Linked DNA regions of Homo sapiens: region 2 is linked to region 1. A link is an interaction called in ENCODE POLR2A ChIA-PET data of the cell type or tissue named here. Cell type or tissue: OCI-LY7. All regions are shown on one strand. Each heading gives the region's core, and the rest is flanking DNA. Links, peaks and the distances in the headings are about the cores only. Region 1 overlaps TTLL11 (tubulin tyrosine ligase like 11). Region 2 overlaps LOC107987016 (a long non-coding RNA gene).

Region 1 (8,329 bases), core at 208-8,207:
GGAAATAGAGACCACAGAGAGAGAGAGTACATGTTGTAAAAGCAAGGGAAAAGTGTTTCAAGACTAAAGGAGTGGTGGGAAGCTGAGAGGTCAGACAAGATGAACATTAAAAACTGCTCATTTGATATAATACCACAGAGAGCTTTGGAACCACTCCAGTTCACACCATCACCTTCCTGATTCCCTTACTATGCTTAGGATGTGCCTGTGCTGTTCTTTAGTTATTTCATGTGTAATCCTTATCTCCTTCATTAACACTATGCATTTCTAGGGCTAGGGACAATTTGATATGCGTGTCTCAGGTCTCCAGTGGGGTGTAACCAGGTATCTGGCAGGTCCCAGGCCCACAGGAAAATTAGAAGCCATAATCCTGAGAATCACCCATGTCACCTTCTCCCTCCTCAACATCCACTGGGCAGCAAGCCCTCTGGCTGATCTCTTAGCTTATTTTTAATTTCCTCTCCTTCCTGAATCCCCACTGCCTCTGCCTTACTTCAGGGCCTCATCTCTCACCAGCCTCCTCCCCCATCTCCCTTCCTCCAGGGTCTCCTCTTTAGTCTACCTGACACACAGCAGGACGAGAGACTTTTATTTTCATTATTTTTATTTTTATTTTTATTTTTTCAGAGATGGGGTCTCACTCTGTCAGCCAGCCTGGGTGCAGTGGTGTGATAATAGCTCACTGCAGCTTCAAACTCCTAGCCTCAAGTGATCCTCCCGCATCAGCCTCCCTAGTAGCTGGAACTATAAGCAAATGGCACAGCACCTGACTATATCTTTTACTTTTTGTAGAGTCAGAGTTGCGCTATGTTGCCCAGGCTGGTCTCAAACTCCTGGCCTCAAACGGTTTTACCATCTTGGCTTTCCAAAGTGCTGGGATTATAGATGTGAGGCACTGAACCCAGCCCAGATTTTTATTTTTAAACACAGCTCTGACCATATTGCTCCTTTGCTACAACTCTTCAATGCCTCCCCGTGGACCGACCACAGGATCAAGGCTAAGCTCCAAGCCTCATCTGAAAGACACTTCACAGACTCCCCTCTGCCAACCTGCCCACCTCAAGTTGGGCCACTTAACTCTTGGGCACTTGCACTGTCACTGTGACTAATTTCGATCCTTTAAGGATACAGCACTTTATTATTTAGTGGCCTGGGTTTCTTCATGTCATTCCTTCCGCCTGGGATCTTCTGACTGGGCTTGCCCATCCACTCCCCCTCCATGATGATGATCTCTCAGCTCTCTTTGTCTGTGGCCTCTGTCGCTACACCCATCACAGGCCATTCTGCAACATCTTGTCTGTACATCTGTCCACCTGGCCACTTTGCAAACTCCTTAAGCACAAGGAGAGCCCATGATCATCAGTGTATCCCTAACACCAAGGCTTCAGCACCCTGTAGGCTTTGTTTTTAACCTTTCTGAGGTCATAAATTCCTTTGAGATTCGTGCCAGAAAAAAAAAAAAAGCACGCACATGCACAAAATCTTCCACATGAGCTTAGGAGATTCAAAGACTCCCTACAGCCCCTAGTTGTTCTCAGATACCAGTGTTAGCAATGCCTGCAGTAATGTTTCATGAATGAATGAACTCACAAAGAGCAGCCACTCAAATACATGTCATCATCATCACCACTAACATTAGCATTTAGGTAATGCTTATTCCTATGTCTATGTGTTAAACACTTTACATGTATTACCTTATTTAATCCACAAACATGATAAAAGTGCTATTAACCCGATGATAAAGATTATGATATAGGTGCTACTATTAACCCTATTTGCAAATGAGGGTACCAAGTGCTAGGAGAGTAAATAACTTTCCCAAGGTCACAGAGGTATTATAGTAAGGGCAGAGGCAGGATCAAATCCAGGTCTGCGCAGTTTCAAGGCCCATGCACTTAAGCACTACAGATGTCTTTTTGGAGACTGCTATAGTCTTATTTACTAGTCACGCATGAATAACTGTAACCCTCACCCTACATGCTACCATCTTTGTCACAAAGAAAGTTCCTCCCCCAGAGTATACACCTGGATGGACCCGAAATCTTTTCCCTCTTGACCAGAAGAACTAAAAACAAACTTGCAAAATAGTCATGTTCAAATGAGAACTGAAGCTGTTAAATGTTCTTTGAGCAAATCTGTGTTTAAGGAATTGATGTTCGGGTCCCTCTTCTAATGGCCCAAAGAGAAATTTCAAGTCCCCCTGGGGACTTTGCAAAATGAAATTTCACAGTGAATGCTGATGAAAGCACAGTTCACATTTCTGTACTTTGTGAATGATTTTCTTCATAAAGCTTCTCTATGAACAGAAAGCATTTCAACTGACTGAGGATAAAGGTGGCAAATAAGCTTTGATATAAGCAAGTCTGTGTGCAATGCATCTGTAGGGGGGAAATGGTCCAAATGGCTGCTCTAAGATGAGGGGTCCAAAGTACTCAAAGGAAACACAGGGAAGGTGCTGTCATGGCTAAGGTACCAAGCGTGGACCAGCGAGACCCCAGCTCAAGCCGCAACCCACCACACCCCACTCAGAGACTCCAGCAGTGACTTTGCTTCCGCAGCTCAGCTACAACTGAGAAAAACAATAGTAATAAAACCTGTCCACCTCCCAGGGCTGTTATGTGGACTGCGATAACACATGGGAAAGCACTTTGCAAACAGTACATTGCTGTAATATGAGACAAGTTATTATTTTTAATGTCCAAGGAAATCACCTCAACAAGTAACTTCAATTTAAAAAGACACCAACCAAATATCGCGTGTCATTAGGACAGCTCTTGAGTAAGGACACTGCGGTGTGCGTGCACTTGGGAAACCTTCCATGATGCCTTCAGGCAGGTTAATAGAGTTCTCTCCAATGTTCCCCTGGCATTCTGTTGGTGCCAGTAATATAGCCACTGTCTTACGGGGCATTAATGTTTACATGACGGCCTCCCTCACCTGACAGATGCTTCAGGGGAGAGAAATTTTATTCTTCTTTCTATCCTCTCCCCTACCTGTGGTCTGCAGCCTCCAAGATGGTCCCCAGTGATCCCTGCCTCCTGGAATTCAATCCCTTGTGTGTCCTCTCCCACATTGTCACAGGCTTGGTCTAGATGACCAATGGCATACAGCAGAAGTGATAAGCCGTCACTTCTGATATTTAGGATATTTTTATAAAAAGACTACGGTGTCTGCCTTAGTCTCCTCACTCCCCCTTTGCTTTGGGAATGCCTAGGGAGACGCCCACATGGTAAGCAATCGGAGTCACCTGCCATCAGCCATGTGAGTGAGCTTGGAAGTGGATCTGTCAGCCCCAGTCAAGTACTCAGGGTCTGCGGCTCTGCCCAACAGCTTGATTGTAGCCTCATGAAAAAGCCTAAGCCAGAACCACCCAGCTAAGTCACACTCAGATTCCTAACCCTCAAAAATGGTGTAAGATCATAGATGTTTTTGTTTTAAGCTGCTTAGTTTTGGGGAAATTTGTTACACAGCAATAGATAATGAATGCACCATTTCAGTTTTAGAGCAAGGTCCCAGAGAAAGAACATGTTCTGAGAATGAAGGAATTTAAGATTAATATATCCTTATAATATAATGAATATAATAATTACTATTGAGTACTTAACAATGTGCCAGGTATCTTACATAAATGCCTCCATTTTGCAGATAAAGAAATATAATCCCATTGCTAATAAGTGACAAACCCAGAATTTGAAGCCATGTTGGTTTATCTCCAAAGACTGCATTCCTTCAATTCGACTAAGGGGGATGGATGGATGGATGGATGAAATGAGCACATACAGCAGAGAGTTGTGACAAACACTTCAAAGAAGATATCATAAATTTCTTTAACATACCCTGCAGTTTCTGCCTTGGCATCCATTTTGTGGTCTAGCATAAAGTTATTTGAAACCCAGTCATACCACATCGCCTTTGGCCTAGTTAAAACTTTCCCTCCCATGTGGTTGCTTGTGATACTGCCTGCTTGTTGCTCATCCCACGGACCCAAAACCCAACACACCCACAGCTGCTGACCACAACAAAACCTAATCACCAACACCAGAGTCTGTCTGTCTCTCTTCTCTCTCTCTTTCTCTCTCTCTGTGTCTCTCTCTTGCTCACTCACTCGCTCTCACTTCCCACTCGCTGGTTGAGCTCTCTGTCCCCTCCAGACTTCCAGACAGTCCCCAGTCAATGCCCCTAACCTCTCTGGATCCTCTGAGTAATAAATTTCTTCTGTTTCACCTCCTCATTGTGTCTTATCTGACACACACCCAAACCTAACTTTCCCCTTGGTCAGGGCTCTCCTGGAGACTGGCTATCTTGGCCTGTGGCTACGCTCAACAGAGAGACCTCGAGACCAAATTAGAAAGAACCCAAAACAATAAAAATCATAAAAGAAAAAACATAGCACAGAAAAGTCCAGAAGAGGCCAATTAAGACAAAGAAAGGACTAAGCAACTGCCCTTCAAGAGTGGACAAAAAAAAACTATCACTCTTCCTCAATCAAGAAAAAAAGCAGACTAAGAAAATACTGGTGGAAATTGATGAAATCCTGAAGGGTGTGACCAGATGGAACACAGTTCTATCTGCCAAATGTGAGCACATCAAAAGAAGGCATGTCCCTTTCAGGCCTGAAAGAGGGAGGCCCGCTCACTTCTCTGCCTTGCTGCTCACATCTCAGTGAACAGCACTGCTCCCCAGACAGAGGAGAAATTCCACCCCAACTGAGGGGCTCAGGAAGATTCCAGGCTCACTCTTGCCTATGGAAAATGGAGCTGGTGAGAAAAGGTTTCCCCATGCCAGCAAGGGACCAGACAGCTTCCCGACTGCAGTGTCTTTGGATGGGGCTGGTGGGGAAGCCCACCTGTGGGAGCAACTCCAAGTCTGTTTCCTCGATGGGAACAATAATGTCGACTTGATTGGGTTATTACAAGGATTAATAGTATGTTTGGACCACCTAGCACGGGGCCTGGCACACAATGCTTGATGCATAGCAGGTGTTCAAAAAATGCTGGTTTCTTCTTCTCTTCCATTCTTTCCTATCATTCTTCACCTCATACTTATTGACTGATAAGATTTTTAAAAACTCTTCCTTCATCCATCTTTCTGTTACCCAAAAGAGCTAGGAGATGGGGGTGTTTTGCAGGACTAGCCTAAGTTTAAATGTGCACATGGTACAATCAGGGTATTAAAGCCATGTGAGTCTTCATGGGTAGGCACGTAACCTCTGGAGAAAGCCCACAAGTGCAGAAAGGCTCCTTCCCTCGAGTTCAGGAACTTGGATTCAAATCTCAGCCCTGCCAACTATTAAGGGCCTGGGTTTCATCATCTGAGAAAGATGAGTAGCAGAGCCTCCCTCACAGGGGATGTTGTAAAGGTGAAAACAACCGCATAGGTGAAAGTCTGTTTGTGAATGGCCTGGCAGACAGTAGGAGTCAAATTAGTCCAATTAGAGAATATTGAAAGCAAGCCTCCTGGATTATTCACCTAATTAAGTCCCTTGGTGAGAAAGGCAGAGAGGAAGAGTCCCCAGACATGCCTGCTGGCAGAGAAAGCAGAAGCTGGCCGTCCACAAACCCACCTCAGGAAAAAGTCCATCAAGCATGGCTCTGGTCCACCAGGAATCCAGGAGCCGGGTCGGGGTAGAGGCAGATGTGTGGGCAGATCTGCAAATGCACTCTGCGTGTCAAAGTGCTGTGTGAGAGCCCAGAGGGAGGAGCAGTGGTTTCTGGTCTAGATGAGAAAAGCTTAACCAAGGAGGGGCCACTGGAGCGGGGCGTGAAGTAGGCCTTCGCAAAGGAAGAGACGAAGGGAAATCAGGCAGAGGACTATAGGACAGCAGAGATGTCCCACGTGCCTGGAGCCTGGGGGAAAGGGGAACAGCCAAAGTTGGAGAGGTCCACGCAGCCCACACAGCCCACACAGATCACGGTAGGCTCACAGGGCAAGCTGCGGAGCTGGAGCTTGACTCTGCAGGTGGAGGAAGTGCCCAAGCAGGGCTGTGTCAGACCAGGGCAGAATGGAGAGTGGATGAGGAGTAGAGAGAGACTGAGAGCAGCCAGGACCATAAGGAAGCTGACCTAGGCTGGGAGAAAGGGGAGGGAGCATGGGTGGGGACTGGGCCCAGAAAAAAGTATGCGCAGGGAGCAGGGCTGGGGGAAGGCGTGGGAGAGTAAAGGCAGTCATGGCTCCGCGTGCAAGGACTGCTCTGACAGTTCACACACTTCACAGTGCCCTTCCCTCCTGCCCGTGGGCTACATTCCTGTCTCACCTCCGCCAGGTTCCTAGTCGTTTGGGAATCTGAAGGGAGAGGCTCCCACGGAGATAACTAGCGCTCTGAAGAGCCTTCCAATGTAATAAAGGCGCCGTCTGGCTCCAGTGGGTTTCCCGGGAACACAATAATTACTCATCCTCTAATAGAGCCAATAAATATAGCAAGAGGATAAGTAATTAACAACCTTTTGCTGGAAAGTAGCAATTCTTGTGATCTATGAAGTTTCCTTTTCCTGTTCACTTCTTCTTCATTATTGCAAATATGATACCCCGGGTAAGCGTGCCATTCATCCTTCACTGAGTTAATCACCAAAGCATGTTGTATTTTTTATTAAATCCATTCATTATAATTGACTCATATGAATGGAAGCTGGAAGAGCGGTGGTGAGGCCCATCGTCCGCCTTGCTTCCGCTTGTGATTGCAATACTTTTAATGAGATCAAAATTGTTACCAAACAATTTAACAATGGGGAGGAAAAAAACCCATTAGTAGGAGGGGAAGATAACCTTGCCCCTTTCATAATTTCAGCGTACCATAGCAATCTCCTCCAGTTATTTATTCTGCTATCTAATTTCCCACCCATAAAGAATCTTTATTAGTAGTAATTATATTATTAGGCAACAGAAAAAGAAAAACTTCACAAACTTCTAAAGCGATTTACCTCTTGGCTTGCAGTTTTAATTAAAATTCCAGTTTATTTAGCAAATAGCTCTGAAAAGATTAGATACGAATTTAGCACTATGTTCTTTTTCCACTTTCCAATTCATGAGGGTGATACAAACAACAAAATAATCTCTTTAAATGACTCTTACTCCATTCCAACATAATTCAGCCCATGGAAAAGAGTTCCAATATCAATTATAAATTATAAATGAACTCCATTATACCCTGCAAATTATCAACAGTAATCTCCCAGTTCTCTACTTCCTCACAGTTGGTAAATTATATCAATTCACCACTAGGCCTCAAATTACCTAGACTCTTCCATATCGAAACTTTAAATGGTTTATTAACTGAAATGGAAACAATGCAAATCAGGTTTCCATTTCAGCAACACTTACCTCCCACCCAGGATATCAGACAACTTTATCCAAAGTCACACCTGACTTCTCTTAGGGCAGCTTTTCCCCAGTTATCCAGGAACCCAGTCCAATTCAGTACTTTCCCCAATAAAAAGTCCCACCAGAGCGTTGGTCTAAAGGCACCATGGTGTTGCCGGTCCATAAATTCATTTATTCAACACATAAGCAAGTCATGCCTCTGAGCCAGGCAGTATGCTTGGGGAATGCTCAGAAATTCCACACACAGGAGCAGAGGGTTAGTGGTGACAGGCAAAGCTGAAGGGGGGATGTGTCAGTCTGGGTTCTCTAGAAAGACAGGACTAATAGGATAGATAGATAGATAGATAGATAGATAGATAGATAGATAAAGGGGAGTTTATTAAGTATTAACTCACATGATCACAAGGTCCCACAATAGTCTATCTGCAAGCTGAGGAGCAAGGAAGCCAGACCGAATCCCAAAGCTGAAGAACTTGGAATCCGATGTTCAAAGGCAGGAAGCATCCAGCATGGGAGAAAGATGTGGGCTGGGAAGCTAAGCCATTCCAGGATTTTCACATCTTTCTGCCTGCTTTATATTCTAGATGCCCTGGCAGCTGATTAGATGGTGCCCGCTCAGATTAAGGGTGGGTCTGCCCTTCCCAGCCCACTGACTCAAATGTTAATCTCCTTTGGCAACACACTCACAGACACACCCAGAATCAATACTTTGCATCCTTCAGTCCAATCAAGTTGACACTCAGTATTAACCATCACAAGGGAACATAGGAGGATGAATGAACCAGTGGACAAGTCAGATAAATAAGGCCTGCAGTCACCATCTAAGCCAAGCTTTTTACCTATGCTGTCAAATTTCCAGTCAAAGCTCCACACCACCTTGTAAATAGCCATCATATCCTCATTTCACAGAAGGAGCAACCAAGGCTCGGAAAGGTTGAAGCCATTTGAACTGACTCTTGACGAAAAAAAGGGAAGTTACCAAAAGACTGGGAGGGAGGGTGTTCCCTCAGGA
Region 2 (8,329 bases), core at 83-8,082, 490 kb before region 1:
GGATGGATCCAGGTGCTGAGATGGGAAGACACGGGGGAGATGCTAAGTGACAGAAGCATGTCACGGAACCATCGTGTGGAATGAGCTGTGTGTGGTGTGAATAATGAAGCTTGTGGGTGCGTGTGTGCCCATGTGTACATGTCTGTGTGCATTGGAAAGGGGCTGAACTCACAGTCACCCACCTGGATGGGGAGTGGTCACCCCTGGATGGGGAGCAGGATTTGAAAGGACACTTCCACTGACTGGCCTAGATACTTTTTTTTTTTTTGAGATAGAGTTTCGCTCTTGTTGCCCAGCCTGGAGTGCAATGGCGCCCTCTTGGCTCACTGCAACCTCTGACTCCCAGGTTCAAGCGATTCTCCTGCCTCAGCCTCCCTAGTAGCTGGGATTACAAGCGTACACCACCACGCCCAGCTAATTTGTGTATTTTTAGTAGAGACGGGGTTTCACTGCATTGGCCAGGCTGATCTCAAACTCCTGACCTCAGGTGATTCACCTGCCTCGGTCTCCCAAAGTGCTAGGATTACAGGTATGAGCCACCATGCCCGGCCCTTTCCTTCTTTCTTTCTCTCTTTCTTTCTTTTTGGAGACAGGGTCTCACTTTGTCACCCAGGCTAGAGTGCAGTGGTGTGATCTTGGCTCACTGCAGCTTTGACCTCCTGGGCTCAAGCAATCCTCCCCGCACCTCAGCCTCCTGAGTAGCTGGGACTAAAGGTGTACACCACTTTGCTTGACTAATTTTTGTATTTTTGGTAGAGAAGGGGTATTGCTATGTTGCCCAGGCTAGTCTCAACCTCTTGAGCTCAATGGATCTGCCCGCCTCAGCCTCCTAAAGTGCTCAGAATAGCACCTAGCCTTTTTTTTTTTTTTTTCTTTTCTTGATAGAGTGGCTCACTCTGTTGCCCAGGCAGGAGTTCAGTGGTGTAATCATGGCTCACTGCAGCCTTGACCTCCCGGACTCAAGCAATCCCCCCATCTCAGCAGTCTCCTAAGTAGCTAGGACTACAGGTGCATGACATCTGCCCGACAAATTTTTTCTTTGTTGAGACAGGGTCTCATTATGTGGCCCAGGTTGGCTTTTTTTTTTTTTTTTTTTAAGAGACAGAGTCACCCAGGCCTTAGAAGACAGTGGCACAATCATAGCTCACTGTAACCTCAAACTCCTGGGCTCAAGGGATCCTCCTGTACACACCACACCTGAGGCTAACTTTTTTATTTTTTGTACAGATGGGGTCTCACTATTTGCCTAGGCTGGTATTATTATTATTATTTGGAGATGGAGTCTCACTCTGTAACCCAGGCTAGAGTGCAATGGTGTGATCTCGGCTCACTGCAATCTCCGCCTCCCAGGTTCAAGAGATTCTCCTGCCTCAGCCTTCCAAGTAGCTGGGACTACAGGCACACATCACCACACCCGGCTAATTTTTGTATCTAGGCTGGTCTTGAACTCCTGGCCTCAAGCAATCTACCTACCTCAGCTTCCCAAAGCTCTGGGGTTACAGGCATGAACATACACACAGGGCCTGTTTTCACATTTTTAAATGGTTGGGGGGAAAAAATCAAAATAATACTGTACTGTTTTATGACACAAGAAAATGACAGGAAATTCAAATTTCAGTGTCAACAAATAAAGTTTTATTGGTACACAGCCATGCTCATTCATTGACATATTGTCTATGGCTGCTTTTAAGCTACAGTGGCCAGTTGAGCAGTCGCATCCGTGACTACATGGCCTGGAGCACCTAAAATACCACCTGGCCCTTTACAGAATAAGTTTGCCAACCCCGACATATAATATATTGCTTGGGGCCAAACAGTAGCTCTGTGGCCTGTCTGGCTTTTTTCTCTTGTGTCCACCTATCCTAAATGCCCTCTCTGTCACTGGGAAATTAGCTACCCTAAAGGATCCTTTCAAACCCTCCCCTCCACCAGGTAGGCTCACTTTGCTGATCCAGCCCCCTCCTGGCTGATGCCTCGGGTATCCCTCCCCACCCTCCCAATCCCCGTCTGAGTGGAGAGCCTCACGGGCAGTGACTGACTGATTCATCTCTGTGTCTCCAGCACTTGGCATAGTCCCTGGTGAAAGTTTGCTGAATTGCATAAACTGCTGTCATTGCCGGGTTGGTGAAATGCTTCCAAGCTTCTTGAGGTTTATCCTGACTGGCCACAAAACCTGAAAACTAGCCAAGAAGCATGGGGAAGGGTGGCTGGGGAGGAGGGTCAGGTGGAATGCAGAGAGCTGAGCTCATGTGGGGAGTTCTGATGACTTCAGGGGCTTCCCCGGGGCAGAATCACTCCCTGTGAGCACAGAGAATAAAACTAGGATGAGAGATTAGTTACTGAGTACAATGGATGTTGTTCGCCTGATGGATACCCCGTAAGTATCCCTGACTTGACCACTACACAATCTATGCATGTAACAAAATTGCACATGTACCTCATACATTTGTACAAATGGAAACAAAAAAGAAAAGCTAGGGGGTGTGGTGGCTCACGCCTGTAATCCCAGCACTTTGGGAAGCTGAGGCAGGTGGATCACTTGATGTCAGGAGTTCAAGACCAGCCTGGCCAACATGGTGAAACCCCGTCTCTACTAAAAATACAAAAATGAGCCAGGCGTGGTGGTGTATGCCTATAGTCCCAGATACTCAGGAGGCTGAGGCAGGAGAATCGCTTGAACCCAGGAGGTGGATGTTGAAGTGAGCCGAGGTTGTGCCACTGCACTCCAGCCTGGGCAACAGAGCAAGACTCTGTCTCAAAAAAAAAAAAAAAAAAAGGAAAAAGAAAAGAAAAAGAAAAGCTAGGACCAGGATTGCCTGGAGGTAGGGAGTTCCCCATTTGAGGAGGTAAGCAAGCGGAGTTTAGATCAAGGATGTCAGGAGATTGCTGCCCTGTTGGAGGGTTTACTGGTTGAGATCTCCAGTTGCTTCCAACACAGAGCTCAGGAAGCCTGGGGTTCTCTTGGATGATGGCCAGGCCCTTGTGCCTCACCAAGGCCAAGCTCTGGGGGCTGGGAAAGGGGACAGAGGGCCCTATTCCTGCCAGCTGCTGAAGATCCCACTCCATCCACACAAGCCTGTGTCTCATCCCTGCCTTGACCTCCTACAATTGTGTGCCTGCTACGGGAATCCAGGGAACAGCTTCCTGGAACACGAGGCAGAGCCGTGGGACCCAGCAGCCAACACATCTCAAGTCCAGCCCCACAGTTCATCATGAAACTGATGATTTCCAGGAACTTTGAGGACCCTAGACCATCATCTCCGTCCACTCAGCCCTGGAAATCCCCCAACTCCAGGCATTTATTTATAGCTTGCCTTCTTTCCTGGAAAGGTTTGAGGTTGTTTAATAATTCCACCTCACATTTGTGCAGCACTAGGAGGAGGCCACAGGGCATTGTGGTTGAGAGTCTGGGCCCTGGAATCAGCTGTGTGTTGGGGGAGGGAGTGCCAAGTTATTTAACTTCCCCAGCCGCACCACAGCGGAGGACTCAAATTTCTAACCCAGCCCCAAAGCGTGGTGCCTGTCACATCCTCCCTCTGTGCGGCTGATTAGCCACTTCCTCCTCTGAGCCTGGGTTTCCTTGGGACAGTTGGGATTCCCTGAGAGGACGTGGGAACTCACGAGGACCCTAGGCAAGCACACACATGGGGCAGCTGGCTGTCTGTGGCCCCTGCTTGCCCTGGGGAGCCGATGACAGGGCCGCCGGCAATGCACCCTCGTCCCCTGGGGCTGGCTCAGAATTCCTAAGGCGGTGCCAACCCTTGGTTCAAGGCCTTTAGATGAGTCAAGAAAGCCTCTGTACAACAAACCCCTGTGACATGAGTTTACCCATATAACAAATCTGCGCCTAAAATAAAAGTTTGCAAAAATAATAATAAAGCAGAGACCACCGCCTCCCTAAATGCGGGGGCTGGAGAAGGACAGTTGTGGGAGGGGCCCGGGATGTAAGGTGAGACCACCAGGGAGCAGACCAAAGCCTGGCTCAGACATTCCCTCTTTGAAGGCCCCTTCCCACCTCCACACCTCCCTGCCACCCCCACCCAGACATACTTCTGCCCTCCTTGGCTAAGAGGCACTGGGTGTTTACTTGGGGCGAATAATGACTTCCTGTCAGGCGGACTCAAGCCCCAGCTCTGCTGCTTCTCAGCCCCTTGAACGCCTCTCAGCTTTCCTATCTGTGAAATGGGGCTCAGAAAACCTTTTTAGAAGGTTGATATATGAGGTGCATGGAGAGTACCAGGCCTCTCTGAGTACAAGACCCTCTGGTCTCCCTCCTCCCATTCTGGCCCCCGGGTACCAGCCCTGAATGAGAAGTGGGGAGGACCCAGTCCAACCAGAAAAGCATTAAGATGCAGGGAGAGCCAGGCGCGGTGGCTCACGCCTGTAATCCCAGCACTTGGGAGGCCGAGGTGGGTGGATCACTTGAGGTCAGGAGTTTGAGACCAGCTTGGCCAACATGGTGAAACCTTGGCTCTACTGAAAACACAAAAATTAGCTGGGTATGGTGGCCTGCACCTGTAATCCCAGTTACTTGGGAGGCCGAGGCAGGAGAATCGCTTGAACCTGGGAGGTGAAGGTTGCAGTGAGCCGAGACTGTGCCACTGCACTCCAGCCTGGGTGACAGAGAAGGAACCCAGTACCTCAATAAGGGCTCCTGGATGGAGTGCATACAAGGCGAGAGGGAGTGGGGAAAAAAAAATAACAACTCAGCCAACGCTTAGTCATTCCACAGATACTTTTTTTTTTTCTTTTGAGCCAGGGTCTTGCTCTGTCACCCAGGCGGAAGTGCAATGGTGCAGTCATGGCTCACTGCAGCCTCAACACCCCAGGCTCAAGTGATCCTCCCACCTCAGCTTCCTGAGTAGCTGGATCTACAGGCGTGTACCACCAAGCCCGGCACATTTTTGTATTTTTTGTAGAGATGGGGTTTTGCCATATTGCCCAGGCTGGTCTTGAACTCCTGGGCTCAAGCGATCCACCTGCCTCAGCCTCCCAACGTGTTAGGGTTACAGGCATGAGCCACCACACCCGGCCAAATATTTTATTCAGTACATGTTTATTGGGGGCCCACTGTGCTGGGCACAGTTCTAGGTGCTGGGATACAGACTGGAGCTTCCATGAAAGTAGGGGCTGGAGAATGATACACAAATAAATATATAAATAATGTCAGGTGGGATCCGAAGGGCCAGGAAGAAAACTAAAGCCGGGACAGGGGCAGACAGAGCCATGGGAGAGGCAGGGATGCAGGGGTCATGATATCTTAGAGAGGGTAATCAGGGGAGCCTCTAAAGGAGGCAGCATATGGCCAGGACCTGAACACGGGGGAGGGGGCTCTCATCCCAAGCAGAAGAAATAGAGGGACCTGTAATCCCAGCATTTTGGGAGGTGGAGTTGAGCAGATCATCTGAGGTCAGGAGTTCCAGACCAGCCTGGCTAAAATGGTGAAACCCGTCTCTACTAAAAATATGAAAATTAGCCAGGCATGGCGGCACACACCTGTAATCCCAGCTACTCAGGAAGCTGAGGCAGGAGAATCACTTGAACTTGGGAGGCAGACGTTGCAGTGAGCTGAGGTCGGGCCACTGCACTCCAGCCTGGGTGACAGAGTAACACTCCATCTCAAAAAAAAAAAAAGAATAAGAAAAAAAGAAGAAATAGGGAAGCCCTGAGGTGAGATGCACCTGGCAGTGCAAAGAAAAACTGGGAGGCCCATGTGGTTGGGGGAGGGGGGAGAGGAAGAGGGAGAAAGGAAAAGGAGAGAAGGGAAAGGAGGAGAGAGGGAGGGAGACAAGGAGAGAGGGGAAAGAGATGGGAGGAGGGGGAGATGAGCTGGTGGGCAGATTTTGCAGGGCCTGGCAGGCTGTGCTATGGGCTATGGATTTTAGATTCACTGAGCACCTCCTCTGGTCCAACTTCTATTTTTTTTTTTTTTTTTTTTTTTTTTTGCGATGTAGTTTTGCTCTTGTTGGCCAGGCTGGAGTGCAATGGTGCGATCTCAGCTCACCGCAACCTCTGCCTCCCGGATTCAAGTGATTCTCCTGCCTCAGTCTCCTGAGTAGCTGGGATTACAGGCACCCGCCACCATGTCCGGCTAATTTTGTATTTTTAGTAGAGACAGGATTTCTCCACGTTGGTCGGGCTGGTCTCGAACTCCCGACCTCAGGTGATCCGCCACCTCGGCCTCCCAAAGTGCTGGGATTATAGGCATAAGCCACCTCTCCTGGCCCCAAGTTCCATTTTAAGTTCTACCTGAATTAACTCATTAGTTCTCCTAATGGCTCTCCAGGCATGGCCTATTTTTATCCTCGATTACAGATGAGGAAACAGAGGCACTAAGGAGTGAAATCACTTGCCCAGGGTCATCCAGCTGGAAAATGGGGAGCTGGGATTTGGACCCAGGCAGGCTGATATCAGATCCTGAGCTCCAAATCACTAAGCTCTGCTACCTGTCCTTGGGGTGAGAAACCCAGTCGGGAGGCACCGGAGCCAGAGCCGACGCCGGATTCCAGCCCACGTGGGTCTGGCTAAATGGCTAGGGTCCGTGTCCTGCAGACGAGTGGTGCTGGGTTGAGGAAAGTGCCCCCGCCTTAGGTCAGTCTCCACCCTGGCTCCGAATCTCAGGAAGAGTAAGACATTCTGAGCCCTCTATGGGTTCCATTTGGCCTTCAATAGCAGGATGTAGCTAGAAAATCAGTGGCTTACTCATTGGCTTACATCTGTAATCCCAGCACTCTGGGCAGATCCCTTGAGGCCAGGAGTTTGAGACCAGCCTGGCCAACATGGTGAGACCCCATCTCTACAAAAAATACAAAATTAGCCAGGTACAGATGCGTGTGCCTCTAATTCCAGCTACTTGGTAGGCTGAAGAATGAGAATTGCTGGAGCCTGGGAGGCGAAGCTTGCAGTGAGCTGAGATTGCGCCACTGCACTCCAGCCTAGGGCACAGAGCAACACTCTGTCTCAACAAAACAAAACAAAACAAAAATCAGAACTCACAGCAGGAAAATAACCTGAAAGCAAACACAGCCAGGCTGTCACACATTTGCATGCCTTGATACACAGTAGTGCCACATGCCCGTCCTCCTCCAGTCTGCCTGATGAACTCCTCTTCATCCCTCATAGTCCAACTGGGCTGGCCCCACCTCTGCAAAGGCTTTCTGGATCCGGCTGAGCAGATCACTCCTCTCTCATGCTGCTCCTTTACCCTAGACCTGTCTTCTTACAGCTTTTAGGCCCCTGGGTTTTGGTTTCAATTATTCCTTTGTGTTTGGCTCCCCCATCTCCACCCAGCCCAGGCCTTGGCAGGGGCAGAGGGGGTGAGTGGGGCAGATGCCACATCTTGCTGTGCCACCCTCACTGGCCACATCCTCCCCAACAGGGCAGCCAATGAACAAGCTGGCCACCAGGTGCTGCTGTCTCTCCCTGATGCCCACTGAAGGACCCTGGTCCACCCACTCCCTCCTGCTGACATCCCTCCACGCAGCCAGACTCGGGGGGCCAGCTGCCACCAGTGACTCCTCAGCTCCTTCCTTTACATGGAGTGACAGGTCATGTCTGGAACCTGGGAATTCCTGCTGCTGCTGGAACAGGATCATGCAGTGGGCTGGTGGGAGCTATGGCTCCCAGAGCTATGCCCTCTGTCCCCACCACTCCACTGAGCTCTGATCCCGCAGCCAGTAGTGACCTGCCGGACATCGCCACATGTCTGTCTACATTTCTCAAACTTATCGTCACCACAGCAGAGTTCCCTCTGCCCAGCCCTACCCCTCTCTACACAGCCTCTCCCAGCTCCATGGACCAATCCACTTGCTCAGGCCAAGAGCCTCAGAGTCTGCCTGGACATGTTTCTTTTCTCTTCCTCCACATCTGTCAGGCTGTGCGTGAGGTCCCCACATATATCTTTTTTTTCTTTTTCAAGACTGAGTCTCACTCTGTCACCCAAGCTGGAGTGCAATGATGTAATCTCAGCTCACTGCAACTTCCGCTTCCTGGGTTCAAGTGATTCTCCTGCCTCAGCCTCCCGAGTAGCTGGTATTGCAGATGCCCAGCATCACACCCAGCTAATTTTTGTATTTTCAGTAGAGACGAGGGTTCAACATGTTGGCCAGGCTGGTCTTGAACTCCTGACCTCACGTGATCCGCCTACCTCGGCCTCCCAAAGTGCTGGGATTACAAGTGTGAGCCACCGTGCCCGGCCCCCACATGTATCCTGAATCTGTTTACTTTTCCCCACCTTTGCTACCAACACCCTGGTTGAGGTCTTTCTCCTTAGGGACCACAGCAGTGACCCACTGGCTTCCTGCATCCTCTTTGGCCACTCCTCCGGCCA

What was found. Peaks named below come from ENCODE experiments on the same cell type or tissue, not always from the same donor. Only the 100,000 strongest peaks of a DNase experiment are listed, where the experiment ranks them.
Region 2: POLR2A ChIA-PET joins it to region 1 with 11 read pairs; 2 of 35 experiments call an interaction of 5 or more read pairs at or near these places.

What each region holds. Positions count from the first base shown.
Region 1 is chr9:122,047,560-122,055,888 of GRCh38, forward strand. All of the region lies in intron 1 of TTLL11 (tubulin tyrosine ligase like 11), which reads right to left. Among named protein-coding and RNA genes, the nearest start is that of TTLL11, 42 kb to the right of the region's middle. In OCI-LY7, for the core only: no CTCF peak of the experiment used is centred there; no DNase peak of the experiment used is centred there.
Region 2 is chr9:121,554,629-121,562,957 of GRCh38, forward strand. The region is part of intron 1 of LOC107987016 (a long non-coding RNA gene); the gene reads right to left. Among named protein-coding and RNA genes, the nearest start is that of GGTA1, 59 kb to the left of the region's middle. RefSeq lists an enhancer at 3,402-3,696. In OCI-LY7, for the core only: a CTCF peak has its summit at 308; a DNase peak (open chromatin) is centred at 3,493.